2 separate regions of the Homo sapiens genome follow, and region 2 is linked to region 1. Evidence: chromatin contacts called from ENCODE Hi-C or POLR2A ChIA-PET data. All regions are on one chromosome and are shown on one strand. Each heading gives the region's core, a stretch centred on a gene start or an enhancer-like site at or near the end of the contact. The rest is flanking DNA. Distances are from core to core; before and after follow the strand shown.

Region 1 (6,907 bases), core at 2,465-4,964:
GAATCTTCAATATAAGGAAAAAAATTATGGAGATACATTATAGCTATCAGTATATATACATACTATGTAAACAAATATATGTATATATAGTTTCTATACATTTATATTATATACATAATATATAATCATGTATATACACAATATAATATAATATACATAATATATATACATAATATTATATAACAATTTGCATATGCATAATTATATGGAATGTATATGCATAGTATATATATACATAATGTATAATGTATATATACATACATATATAGTATAATGTATCTAGTGTGTATATATACATTATATATTATATATGTAGTATATATTATGTATATATGTAGTATATACTATGTATATAATATATACATAATATGTATACATAATACGTATGTGTATACATAATGTGTATACACAATATGTATATAATGCTATATATTCTGTACATTATGTATTATGTATATAGTGTATATACATATATATTATGTATATATCAAATGTCAGGTAGACTCTTGATATTTGTGATTCATCTTTCTGAATCCCCAAATCCACACTTATGGAAATCTTACACGTTTCTAGCTTTCCCCTGAATCATCTTTTTTGTGGAAAGTCACTTGTTAGCCAAATAAGAAACCTTACACTCCAAATCAGAAACTTCAACTTTCAAGATTTCCATAGGCCTGGAGACTTTTTATATATCGAAACTTCCCAATCATTTTTTAAAAGTTATTTTATGAAGGTAAGGACATTCATGATGATGAATAAAGAATAACAAAGACAAAATGAGAGGCCCATGTGGAGTGGACTGGGTGAGTGAGGTAGGCTCGCCACTTACACAAGCTTGGGAGCAGCATCCGGATGTCAACCTGAGTTTACGTTTCAATTCCTGGCCTCAGCAGCATTTCAAATTACTACATGGCATAGATCTTTAGGGTTGCAAGTCAAGCCTGGAAATGTTAAGCTACCAAATGCACACTTTTCCAGTAGTGGTTCTATGGCTAATAATGTTAAGGTATCATTTTCTTGTCAGGTTTCTTTCTCTCTCAAGGATGAGCAAGATAATTCATATCTTACCCACCCAGGTCTTAAATTAGAAAGCTTGTGGTAAAGTTCCCTACTGTCAAATTTTAACACTGGGCTCAGAATTCCCATTGCAAATTTACACTTGTTTTTCCAATTAAAATGGGCTTTTGTGAGTCCCCTGCTGATAGCCATTGGCTTGATAAAAAGTAACTTCATTTGCAGCAAGGGTGTTTAGGGAACCCAGTGCAAGGCTGACTCTTCTGCTGTTGCCTTGAGCCCAGCTGTGCTGAAATATTAAACTTTAGTAAATTAGGTGAAATTGCAGCTTCCTGGCTGATACAATAATGCCTTTTTCTTTTTCTGCAAACCATGTTCAGCATTAGTTTTCTGCACAATTTTCTGCACTGAGATAAAAATTGGAATATCTTTCAAATCCAGGCAACTCTTCATTTTCTAGATGATTGTGCCATATTCTACTTATTTAACAAACGGCTTAAACTTTGAAATATGTAGAACTAGATTTCTGTATTATTCTATCACTACCTGAGTATAGCATTACTTTATGTCATACTCAGATGAAGCAACTGAATCCCTACAAATATTAGTTTTATATAAAAGTAGAAGCCTGTTTTTATTCCTGATTAGTACATATATTAACAGCAGTGATGAGCTATAGAAGGAAATCACATTCCTAGTCACATTTATTTTTAGTTTTTTTGCTCCATTTTCTCTTTAAAAATAACACTAGTTCTTATGTGCTTTTATTCATTGACTAAACATTTATTGATCAATTATTATGTGCAAACTTCTGTTTTGTATTCAACAAGATGTTTTTAGAGTAAATCCGGAATTAGCAGAAAGAGACTAGGGACACTGGTATCTCTTGCCTTGATATATGTTTTCTTGTGATGGAATCTTTGGTGACAGCTTTATTTGGCTGTCTGGCCTGGTTGCTCCCAAATGGCTCTCACTTGGGCCTCTTTCAGGTGAAGACCATATGCTTCTAGGAGATGTCAGTTGAAATATCATATTTTTGTTGCTTGGGAAAGTTAACTCATGAAAGCCTTTTCAAAATTGAAGTCATTTCAAAAGATCTTATCAAGGTACTCCCAAGATGGTGGAATCCAAGGGTTGCATTTGGAAAAATCTCGAAACTATACAAAAGTAAGAGTGAATAATTTTATAAGCCTGCATATAACCACAATGGAATTAAAACCTAGGGAAGTGGCTAAGTGGGGGCTTGGGCAGTCAGGATAGTTTAGGGCATAGAGAGTTGAGACCCACTTTTAAAAAAATAGAGAGCCAGTCTGTTTCATAGTGTCATTGGATCACTCTCCTGCAACAGATGAGATACTCGTAAATGAGATACTAACCAATATGATCTAGACCGTGGTTTAGTTCTGGCTGCCATAAGAAGGATACCATAGGCTGGGTGACCGAAAGAACAGAAATTTATTTTTCACAGTTCTGGAGGGTAAGAAACCCAAGATCAGTGTGCCAGCATGGTCAGGTTCTGGTGAGGGTCCTCTTCCTGCTTGGCAGAAAGCTGCCCTCGTGCTGTGTCTTTACACTGCACAGAGCAGAGAGAGAGGAGGCAAATTCCCCGCTGCCTGCTCTTATGAGGGAACTAATTCCACCAGGAAGCCTCCACCCCATGAACTAATCAGGTATGAAAGGCCCCACCTCCAGATACCACCACATTAGATTGGGGATTTGGGTTTCAACATATGAATTTTGTAGAGACACAAACATTCAGCCCATAGCAGTGTTAAAAGAAAAACATCAGACAAATTAAATTTAGCACAGTTTATTCGAGCAAAGGGTTCATGAATTGGGCAGCACTCACAACCAGAGGAGGTCCAGTGAGGTCCACCCCATGGTGTGAGCAGCAAAGCCTGATAGGCCAAACTCAGAAGCACAGTGGAGAAACTGATTGGCTATAGCTATGCAGGCTGCCTTGTGGGGCCTGGTATAATGAGTTGGTTGCCCATGATTGGCCAGTAGCCCCCTGTTCATTACAGCCTAATGTAGGTTTCCATTGTTAGGTGGGAACTCAACGTACAGAGACAGCCTCAAGCTAATGGCCTCTTGCTTATTTAAGAGCAGTATGCAAACTTTTCCTGGAAAGTTTCAAATGGTAAATATTTTAGGCCCTGTGGGCTATGCCACCTCTGTCATCACTACTCAATTCTGCCCTTGCAGCCCTAGATCATACAGCCATATGCAGTCACTGATAATACAAAGCCATGGGCATGGAGGTTTTCCAATAAAACTATTTGCAAATACAGGCAGGGGCTAAACGGGTCTCCAGGTAGTAATGTGCTCATGCCTAAAGGTCTCCTAGCCCCTCATACCAGTTCGCTGTCCCTCTGAATCTGGGTTGAAGTAAGCACAGGTTACTGCTTCTGTTCAGTGTCATGATCCACCCAGCAATTCCCCAGTCCCCAGCTTTCTTCATGCGTGGGAGGATCCAGCCAAGCGACTGCACAGTTTTGAAAGTTTTTGAAGCGGCCCCTTTTTCTCCTCTCCTCTCTCCGCAGGCAGAGTTGTGGTGTGGCTGGGTGGTCTGCGTGGGCGTCCGGGGGATTCGCGGGCACTCGGGACGAGGCGAGGGCGCAGAAAACTTGGAGCCCAATCAGCACGGAGTTGAGCTTCCGCGCCCCAACCTTCAGGTGACCCCGCGCGGCGGCGGCGGCAGCAGCAGTGGCAGCGGCGACCGGAGCCCGCAGCAGCTCCGAGCGCCTCCGGGAGGACAGGCGGCGAGCTCGGCGAATCGTCATCTGCCAGCCGATCGCGGCGCTCCGCGGGCCGGGGCCGGGAGCCCGGGGCGAGCCCGAACGCGGCTTCTTCTCCGCCCGCCGCGGAGACTCTGCCGGGTGGGCTGCGGGCGCCCCTCGCTGCCGCCTGTGAACGCTGTGGGTGCGCGGGGCTGCGGCCACGGCGGCGGTGGCGGCGGCGGCGGGAGCCGCGAGTCGGGGCCGCCCGGGCTGTGCTTCGCCCCGGCAGCAGCGGTGGCGGCGGCGCCTGTGGCTCAGGATGCGGCCGGGGGGCGCACTGCTCGCCCTGCTCGCCAGCCTGCTGCTGCTGCTGCTGCTGCGCCTGCTCTGGTGCCCGGCAGACGCGCCCGGCCGCGCCAGGTAACCCACCCACCCGCCGGCCGCGCCCCGCGCCGCGCGCCCCGCCTGGCGCCCCCGGACCCCCAAGCCGCCCATCGCTTCCCCTCGGGCGCGGAGACTTTTGGCCGCGGCGGGGAGCAGCCCACGGGCGGCGACGGCCTGAGAGTGGAGTGGGGGAGGGGGTCGCAGGGAGGCGACCCTCCGACCGGTGGACGGCGGCTGGGGAGCAGAGGGACCGGTCAGGGCTGCGGGGGCTCTAGCGCGCATCGCTGTGGGCGAGGCAGCTGTGGAGCGGGACCTGCCGTCGGGTTCCGCATCAGGATCTCATGCTCCCCATTCTGGTCCTTGCTGTCTCTTCCTTCCCGCCCTAAGGCTCTTCCAACTCTGGGGCTGGGGACCTGGCCTGGGAGCCGGGGAGTGCGAGATCTCCCTGCCAGGCAAGGAGCGCGACTCCCAGCCTTTCAGCCAACAGCTCCCGGCGGGGTGTAGCAACTTAAGTTTTCTCCCCGGCTGTGCAGGATTCTGGTGGAGGAAAGCAGGGAGGCCACCCACGGCACCCCCGCAGCGCTGAGGACGCTCCGGAGCCCGGCGACCGCGGTACCGCGCGCCACTAACAGGTACAGCGGCGCCCAGCGCGGGCGGACTGGGGCTCGGGAGCTGCGAGCCGGGCATGGGGCGCGGCTGCACCGGCTTGGACTCGTTGGGAGTAGGCAGGCTGGGACGGCGCGAGTGAGTGTAAGAGTGTGCGTGTGTTTGAAGAGGGCGCGGGGTTGGGGGGGGGCACCCTTCACACTCCCTCAACCCTCTAAGCCTGGATGTGAATGGTCTTTGAATCAAGGGGGATCCTCCAGCAGCTGCATTTGAAAAACGGGTGCTGAGTTTTCCTCTCGACAATGGTGTGTTGAAAGCACCCCCGCCCCCGACCCCGCCACCTTTGGAGAGAAGCAGCTCAGCCTGTCTTTATGGAGGGATTTGGTTGGTTTGCTTTTTCTTTTCTATGCTTTAAAGGGCACCGGTGTTAAGATTCAGGTTTGTTTTGCGTGCTAGGAATGATTTTGTCCTTAGTGACTGGAGGCTTAAATTTTTTTTCTTATCATTCACATGTGTTTTTATTCATAGGCAGTAATTGTTTTTTTTTCAGATTGTAAAAGTAATACAGCTTTGTGCAGAAAGTTAGAAAATAGAACTGTATAAAAGAAAATGTTATTCATTCAGAGTCCTTACCTCTCAGAGACCATATTCAAGGTGGTTTTGGTCTATATTTCTTCCAGTAGTCTTTTCTATATACATATATTTCAAAAATATAACTTAGATTATACATTGCAGTTTATGTTCTGCCTTTTTTCTAAAAATCCTAGACCTATACCTGTCATTACATTCCCCTCCCCCCACAAAAACATTGCTTTGGATTGTTGCATAACTTATTATCTGAACATGCCATAATCTATTTAATAGTTTCCATTTTCAGACATTTAGGTTGCTTCTTGTTTCTGTTTTATTTTGTTTGCCATCAGTAATTCTATGAAATGCATCCTTGTATGTAAATCTTTATCTTCATTTCAAATTAATTACCCAAGATGGACAGACAGGAGTTGAGATTAGTAAGTCAAAGAGTATGTACTCTTTAGATTCTAAGTCACATTGTCAGTTGCTTCCTCGAAGGGCTGAATCAATTTACATTTTCACAAGCAGAATGTACTGCTTCCTGCCTTAGCATTGCTATTATGATTGCAATCTGCTATACGGTCTCTTTTCCTCTTTTTATCTCTTGCAAATCCCTTTTCTTCTGCGTATGCTTCTCTATATTCTTGGCTCTTGGATCCACCTTAATCTTCTGATGGTGTAACTCCAGGAAGCTCTAGCACGGCTCTAAGAAGGGTCTGGAAGTGGCTGGATAAACCCTGAATTGAGGAACACCACTGCCTGCCACCCCCTCATTGGAATTTCACAGCATATTAGAGGCACTAGGACCTCCTGGAGTAACAAAAGCTTTTGAGAAAAATAGTGTCCTATAGTTTTATTCTATTCAGGTTGGTGTACTATAGGTAGCCTAGCTTTCTTGATGAGCTGAGAAGCATTCCATCTTTTCCCGAGTCCTGTGGCTATTACACATTCGAGGGTTGACCCTTGGGGAAAGTTGGAAAGAATGTACTCATTAAATGGTTTGATCTCAGGTCGTTTTTAGAGGTAATCTTTGATGAATTTTTCACTTTCTTTTGACATACTTCTTTTCTACTTGGCATACTTCTTGGGCTAATATAGGTAACTCATAATTCTGAATATGGCCCATTTTATTAAGCTTTCTAAAATTTATACCATTCTGTGTTTGTAAAAGCCTCTTTATGTTTTGATTTATTTTATGTCCCCTTTATCATTTATGATTTTGGTTATTTATGGAGCAGGGGTGCAAGTTTTAATCCACCATACTACTTGGTTGTATAGAGAAATTGTAATTTCTTCATTTTTCTGGAGCTGGTCTGATCTTCCCACATGAGCCTCATGGTAATAATGCTGGTAGGAATAAGGAGAGCCAACAGTTAATGAACTCTTCTTATGGGCCAGACACTGATCTAAGCACTTGACATTTTTAATTTAAAAATTTTTCAAAATAGGTTTAGGGGGTAAAGTGCATTTTTGTTACATGGATATATTGCCTAGTGGTGAAGTCGGCATTTTAGTGCAACCGTCACCCAAATAGGGTGTACTCATTGTACCCAATGGATAATTTCTCAGCTCTCCCCTCACTCTCACTCTCCCACCTTTCTGTGTCTCCA
Region 2 (6,907 bases), core at 1,411-3,910, 68 kb after region 1:
ATCTCCTTCAAAAAAAGGAAATCCAAGTGCTCCATGCCTCATCTACATGGAAGAGGCACTGGTGGCCTGAGACTCTGATTGTTCCTAGAAGGTGCCCAGTCCAATGGTGCTGGACAAAGGATGTGTGTGTGTTGGGCAGGGACACGAGGTTATGCCTGTAACCTCCCTGAAAGGAAATAACCCGAGTTTCATCTTGCTTTATGCTTGCCTGACAACATTTGAAGATGGTTCAGGATAATGTAAACGCCCAGTGGTTTCACCTTGCCCACTGCCTAGACAGAACCGATTTATCAAGACAGGTGAATTGCAATGGAGAAAGAGTAATTCACGCAGAGCTGGCTGTGTGGGAGACCGGAGTTTTATTACTCAAATCAGTCTCCCTGAGCGTTGGATCGGGGATCAGAGTTTTTAGAGATAATTTGGAGGGTAGGCGCTTGGGCAGTGGGGAGTGCTGATGGTCAGGCTGGAGCGAATCAGGGAGTTGAAATGAGTTTTTCTTGCCATCTTCTGTTCCTGGGTGGGATGGCAGAACTGGCTGAGCCAGATTATGAGTCTGGGGGGTGTCAGCTGATCCATCCAGTCTAGGGTCTGAAAAATATCTCAAGTACTGATCTTAGGTTTTACAATAGTGATGGTATCCCCAGGAGCAACATGGGGAGGTTCAGACTCTTGGAGCCAGAGTCTGCATGACCCCTAAACTGTAATTTCTAATCTTGTAGCTAATTTGTTAGTCCTGCAAAGGCAGACTGGTCCCCTGGCAGAAGGGGGTCCTTTCAGGAAAGCGCTATTATCAATTTTGTTTCAGACTCAAACCACGAACTGAATTCCTTCTCAAAGTTAGCTCGGCCTACACCCAGGAATAAACAAGGACAGCTTAAAGATTAGAAGCAAGATGTAGTCAGTTAGGTCTGATTTCTTTCATGTCATAATTTCCTCAGTTATAATTTTCAAAGATGGTTTCAGTAAGAGGTATTGCTGATTTCCACATGCCAATCCTATACAAGGAAGACCCAGTGAGCGGTCTTCCTGCCTTCATGTTTTTCACTTTCTCTTCCTAATAATAATTCTCTTTCTCTCTCTCTCACACACACACTGCTTCTTTTAATGTTAGAAATAGTGTTTATACAGCTGCCTCTAATCCATTCCTTCCCTTCCCTGGGGGTGTTGGAGTTTGATCTGGGGATAAAGAAACCAAGGTAGGTAAACCGGTTTAACTGTTTCTCCACTGAGCCTCTGGGTAAATAGACTAACGATATTTGCTTAGAGGAAGAGACACATCCATTGAGTGTCCCTAGCAGGCTGATCTCTGGCTGAGGTCCTGCTTAAAGTTAATGGAATCCAGGATCCAGGAGGCAGGACTGCCTGGAGAATGGCTCAAAGGCTGTGGAACTCCCTGGGTCTAAAAGAGAAACCGTTTAACAATTTAAAGTTTCCTGCTGTGTGAGGAAGCCCACTGACCTCACCTAGAAACCTCACCTACGATCCTGGGCCATGTGCAGTGTGGGAAGACAGGACTGGGGTGTCCACCCTTGATGTCCCAAGCCTGTCTCTGCTTTGTCTGAGTCTGTTGACATAACCAGAAATTATGTTTTACCAGCTATCTGGGCATGCCTGAGCCCAGTCAGGTCGACACAGAAAATGAACCATTGAAAGCCTTAAACCACACACAGCACAGCTGTCCTAGACGGCCCTCCAGATATACAGTGGGCATTTCATGGGCAAGAAACAAACCTTTGTTTTGTAAAGCAATTGAGAGCTTGGCGTTGTTATCATATCATAGTCTATTCTATCCTGACAAGTAAAAGGAGTTGCAATCTCTCTCCTAGAGTTCAGCAGAAATCTCTTAACTTTTTCACTTCACCTCTAGCCCCATTTCCCCTCATTTCTCTGCAGATCTTTGAAATTATTAGGAAAGCTTGATACTGGCTAAGATCTCTGATTTGGGTTAATCGATGTGACAGCAGTCCAGTCCTGTATGTTAGCTCCGTTTCTCACAGAAGGATAGCCCTATGAAAATCCTAGTTTTCTGGGCCCGGCGCGGTGGCTCACACCTGTAATCCTAGCACTTTGGGAGGCTGAGGCGGGCAGATCACCCGAGGTGGGGAGTTCGAGACCAGCCAGACCAACATGGAGAACCCCCCCCCCCCCGCCCCACCGCCCCGACTAAAAACACAAAATGAGCTGGGTGTGGTGGCGCATGCCTGTAATCCCAGCTACTCGGGAGACTGAGGCTGGAGAATCTCTTGAACCCGGGAGGCAGAGGTTGTGGTGAGCCAAGATCACGCCACTGCACTCCAGCCCGGGTGACGAGAGCGAAACTCCGTCTCAAAAAAAAAAAAAAATTATTGTTTTCTTTTCCTTAAATTCCAACTAGCGGGCCTTAAGCTTGCAAGGGGAATCCACGGTGCTGTGCGTCTTCCACTGGGCCCACTCAATCCACTTTCACCCTCATAGCTTTTCACCCTCCAGTTTCATCTCTGCCTGACTTTTCCCAGGGAGGCTGACGTACGTGGAACTCACCAATAGGTTCTGGGCTCTTTTGCCATCCGGCTTTTCTTTGGAGCAAGGAGGAGCATGAAAAAGAGATCAGAAAGAGGGAGGTGAAAGACCATCCCCAGGGCCTAGAAGCTGGCGGAGGCCTGAATAACTCCTCCCTTCTCAGGCCCAGTCCCAAGGCGCAAGGCGGCTTACGTCATCAGCGTGCGTCAGCAAGATAGCAGAAGCGGGGAGAGAGCTGTTCTGAAGACCCAGAGAGAGGCCTACCGGGTATCACGTAGCAGTAGATACACAGACTGAAACACTTCCTGTTTACGGGAGACTGTAAAACCCCTGCCCGTCCTCATTTGGGGCTGATGCCATTTTAGGCCTCGGCCTGAAATGGCCTGAAGGTCTGCCTTCAGGCATTCATTAAAACTGCCTGTTGCTCCACACTGCCTTGTGTTGTTTGTTGGCGTTCTCTCAGGGTTCGAACCAATACAAGAGCCTTGCAGGAGGAAGGAGAAGAAACTCTGTGTTTGATGTCGTTGCAGGTTAACTACATGCTTTTCTTTCTTTTTTCTTGGAGACAGTCTCACCGTCACCCAGGCTGGAGTGCAGTGGTGCGATGTCGACTCACTGCAACCTCCACCTCCCGGGTTCAAGTGATTCTCCTGCCTCAGTCTCCCCAGTAGCTGGGACTACAGGCGCGTGCCACCACGCCCGGCTAATTTTTGTGTTATTAGTAGAGGCAGGGTTTCACCATATTGGCCAGGCTCCTGACCTTGTGATCGAGCTCCTGACCTTGTGATCGAGCTCCTGACCTTGTGATCGAACTCCTGACCTTGTGATCTGCCCGACTCAGCCTCCCAAAGTGCTGGGATTACAGGTGCGAGCCACCGCGCCCGGCCTGTGTGTATGTGTGTGTGTGTGTGTGTGTGTGTGACAGTCTCACTCCGTCGCCGAGACTGGAGTGCAGTGGCACGAACACAGCTCACTGCAGCCTTGACCTGCTGTATTCAAGCGATCCTCCTGCCTCAGCTTCCTGAATAGCCAGGAAGACAGGTGCGTGCCACCATGGCTGGCTAATTTCTATTTTTTGTAGAGATGGGGTCTTTCTTTGTTGCCCAGGTTGGTCTCAAAACCCTGGGTGCAAGTGATCCTCCTGCCTTGGCCTCCCAAAGTGTTGTGTTTACAGGCACTTGAACCCAGAAAATCTGAGACAGGTCTCAGTTAATTTAGAAAGTTTATTTTGCCAAGGTTGAGAATGCGCCCGTGACACAGCCTCAGGAAGTCCTGACAACATTTCCCCTAAGTAGCTGGGGCACAGCCTGGTTTTATACATTTTAGGGAGGTATGAGACCTCTGTCAGGCTTCTGAGCCCAAGCCTGCACTTATACATCCAGATGGCCTGAGGCAACTGAAGAACCACAAAAAGAAGTGAAAATAGCCAGTTCCTACCTTTACTGATGACATTACCTTGTGACATTCCTTCTCCTGGACAATATGTCTCCAGCTCTCCCCACCAAGCACCTTGTGACCCCTGCCCCCACCTGCAAGAGAATAACCCCCTTTAACTGTCATTTTCCACTACCTACCTAAATCCTATAAAACTGCCCCCACCCCTATCTCCCTTTGCTGACTCCTTTTTCCGACTCACTCCGCCTGCACCCAGGCGATTAAAAAGCTTTATTGCTCACACAAAGCCTGTTTGGTGGTCTCTTCACACAGACACCGTGACAACATCAATCATTATATGTAAGAAGTAATTGGTTTAGTCTGGAAAGGGGGTGACAACTTGAAGCAAAGGCAGGAAGACTCGAAGTGTGGGGGGAACTTCCAGGTCACAAATAGGTGAGACACAAATGGTTGCATTCTTTTGAGTTTCTGATGAGCTTTTCGAAGGAAGGCCATCAGATACGCATCTATCTTAGTGAGGGGAGGGATAACTTGGAATAGAATGGGAGGCAGGTTTGCCCTGAGCAGTTTCCAGCTGGAGTTTCCCTTAGTGATTTTGGAGGCCCAAGATATTTTCCTTTCACATTTCACCCTTTTTCTTTTTTAAAATCTTTTGGAGAAATGATTTTACAAAAAAACAAACAAACAAACAAAAAACAAAACAGACTCTCTGGTTTCAGATTTCATCTGATCTTTCATTGCTAGGATGGTTTACTCCTAGATGGGTAGGTCCCGAAAGTTCATTTTAGCAGGTTGTGAAGTCTCCTGTCCTGTGAAAAGAAAATTAGGGGGAGGAAGGGGGAAAAAGCTACAAACAAAAGAACAATCCTGGAAAAATTGATATAGGCCAATTACTCGGAAGTCCATACATTAGTAAGTAGGTATGAAAGTAGCTTATGTATGTAAATTGGTTGCTGTTATTTTCTTCTTAAGTTTAAATTGTCTGGCTTCAGTTCTCATGGTTTGAAGAAAGCACAGCTTAGATTTTAGTGACTCCAAATTAGGAAAACTGGAAAAAAAAATGAAAACATCATTTTGAAGACTTGCAGCCAAGAAAAATTAGAATTTGGTCCAAACTGTAGAAAATAATAAAAATGGAAAAGAAAACATTAGGCAAGACTAGAATTTAACACGTGTACTATCGTTTTGAAACACAATTTTTTTCTCTCTCCAGTTTCCCATGTTATTAAAGACAAATCATGGTAGCACTGGTTTGCTTATTATACTTGGCCTAATTATTTGTATATAGTGCAGCATGAATAATTATTTTTTACATAGTTTTTTAAATTGGCTTTGATGGAACTCTGTTCCATAGAAGCAATCTCAGATAAGACTTTTTAAAAGCCAAGCCCAGTCATGGATTTGTGCCATCAAATACTTACGAGTTTCGTGAATTTCCTCTCGAGGTTCCAAGTTTATCCTGGGGGTACTGTGCCTGTCAGAAAGTGACATTCTGTTTTTACCACAGGTCAGAAACCCTGTACAGGGACTGTGTACACAAAATTTGAGGCCAGTTTTTCCAAGGGCTTTATTGGCTCCGTAAGTCAAGTTTGATTCTTTAAAGGAAAGCACATCATTCCAGTCAAAGCCTTGGTAAAATAACCAGTTTCTCCAATTGTGTCCTGTCACAAATGAAAACAGATTCCTATTGCACTTACGCAAATAACTGTATTGCCATAAGTTAAGAATATACACAAATAGTTTCCAAATTCCAGAGAAATCAGTTAGAAACAAATATGCTCCAAATTTTGTTCATGGGAGTATACTAAATTGTTACAAGCTGTCAGTAGCTCAAAAGAAATGTTTTAAGAGTCTGAAAAACAAAACAAAGGATCAGTAAACATTTTAAGCAAAAAGTCAAAAGGATTGGTTTAGTCCATGCAGTTAATTCCTGTGTTTTGCTTGATACTCATGAATATTTTAGCTCTCCATGAGTTCTGAAAGTTTTTCCTGCATTCTGATATCACAATCTACAAAGTTATTAGAAACGTGCATTTAAAAGCACCTGTTGAAGTTTTATAGCTGATTATAAAACCACCCTCTAAAGAGGAACAAAACAAGACAACAATTGTCCATGGATGAAAAAGAAGTTTTAAGACAGCCATAGTCAAAAAACACAATTGACAAGAAAATTTATCTCTGTGGCACACAATGATTATAACAATTATGATTATTACTGATAAGGTACACTAAGGTATATCAGAATTACAGGAGTTTCCCATAATTTTGGAACACATATCAATAACATATTTATACAAATACAGCCCTAAGAAAACTAAATACCACTTTATATTTGACAATGCTTCCTGTATAATTTTTATACCAAATAAGCCAAATTATGTCATTTTTTGGACTTTAGGGAACCTAATGTCTTAAAGGATTAATTAGATTAGAAAAAGACATAATTGATAATTTGATTTTAGAAAGTTTGTCATATATCAAAGGTTTAAAACACTTGATATTACAAAATAGGATTACAGGTCATTGTGAAGTCATTTATTTAACCAAAGTGATAATTCAAGTATTAAAAAAAAAAAGTGAAAACCTTCATTCTTTGTGAGAAGAGACTTAATTTTCTAAACAAGAAGCCCTAATAAAAACAGCATGAAGCCAATTACATTTGTTCAAAATTTTGTAAACAGTCTATAAAATTTAATCTTCATTATAAAATATAACTTCCACAAGCCTTTTATAACCTTTATAACCTTTATTAAGGAGTTGGTTAATGCTTCTAGAAAATCTTGTTAATCTGACACAGGGATCCGTATACTAGTTTTGCATCAGTGTGCCTTTGACACTAATGGTTAATTTATAGAGAAACTAAACTTATTTTAACTTTCAAAATCGGCCCTTACGATCTTATGGGCCCACCTCTTTCACAGTAGTCCCTGGGCCTTGAGGTGTTGAATAGCTTTAATTTCTTGCCCTGTATCTCAGGCATGCAGTTTATTTTGATTGGCATCTTGTACGGGGC

The links. A loop is a pair of places that touch in the nucleus more often than their neighbours do. ChIA-PET counts read pairs that join two places held with the same protein, here RNA polymerase II (POLR2A).
Region 2: a map of CD4-positive, alpha-beta T cell shows a loop between it and region 1 (2.1-fold over the local background). The contact joins the promoter of ST8SIA6-AS1 here to the promoter of ST8SIA6 in region 1. A Hi-C loop is called at or near these places in 2 of 168 maps with a recorded cell type or tissue (CD4-positive, alpha-beta T cell and Caco-2). POLR2A ChIA-PET finds 5 or more read pairs at or near these places in 1 of 52 experiments (WTC11).

What each region holds. Positions count from the first base shown.
Region 1 is chr10:17,451,402-17,458,308 of GRCh38, reverse strand. ST8SIA6 (ST8 alpha-N-acetyl-neuraminide alpha-2,8-sialyltransferase 6) reads left to right here and starts at 3,714. Exons shown (of 8, transcript NM_001004470.3): 1 at 3,714-4,154; 2 at 4,652-4,750. The coding sequence starts at 4,054.
Region 2 is chr10:17,382,689-17,389,595 of GRCh38, reverse strand. It overlaps ST8SIA6-AS1 (ST8SIA6 antisense RNA 1), which reads right to left and starts at 2,660. Exons shown (of 3, transcript NR_034129.1): 1 at 2,521-2,660. All of the region lies in intron 3 of ST8SIA6 (ST8 alpha-N-acetyl-neuraminide alpha-2,8-sialyltransferase 6), which reads left to right.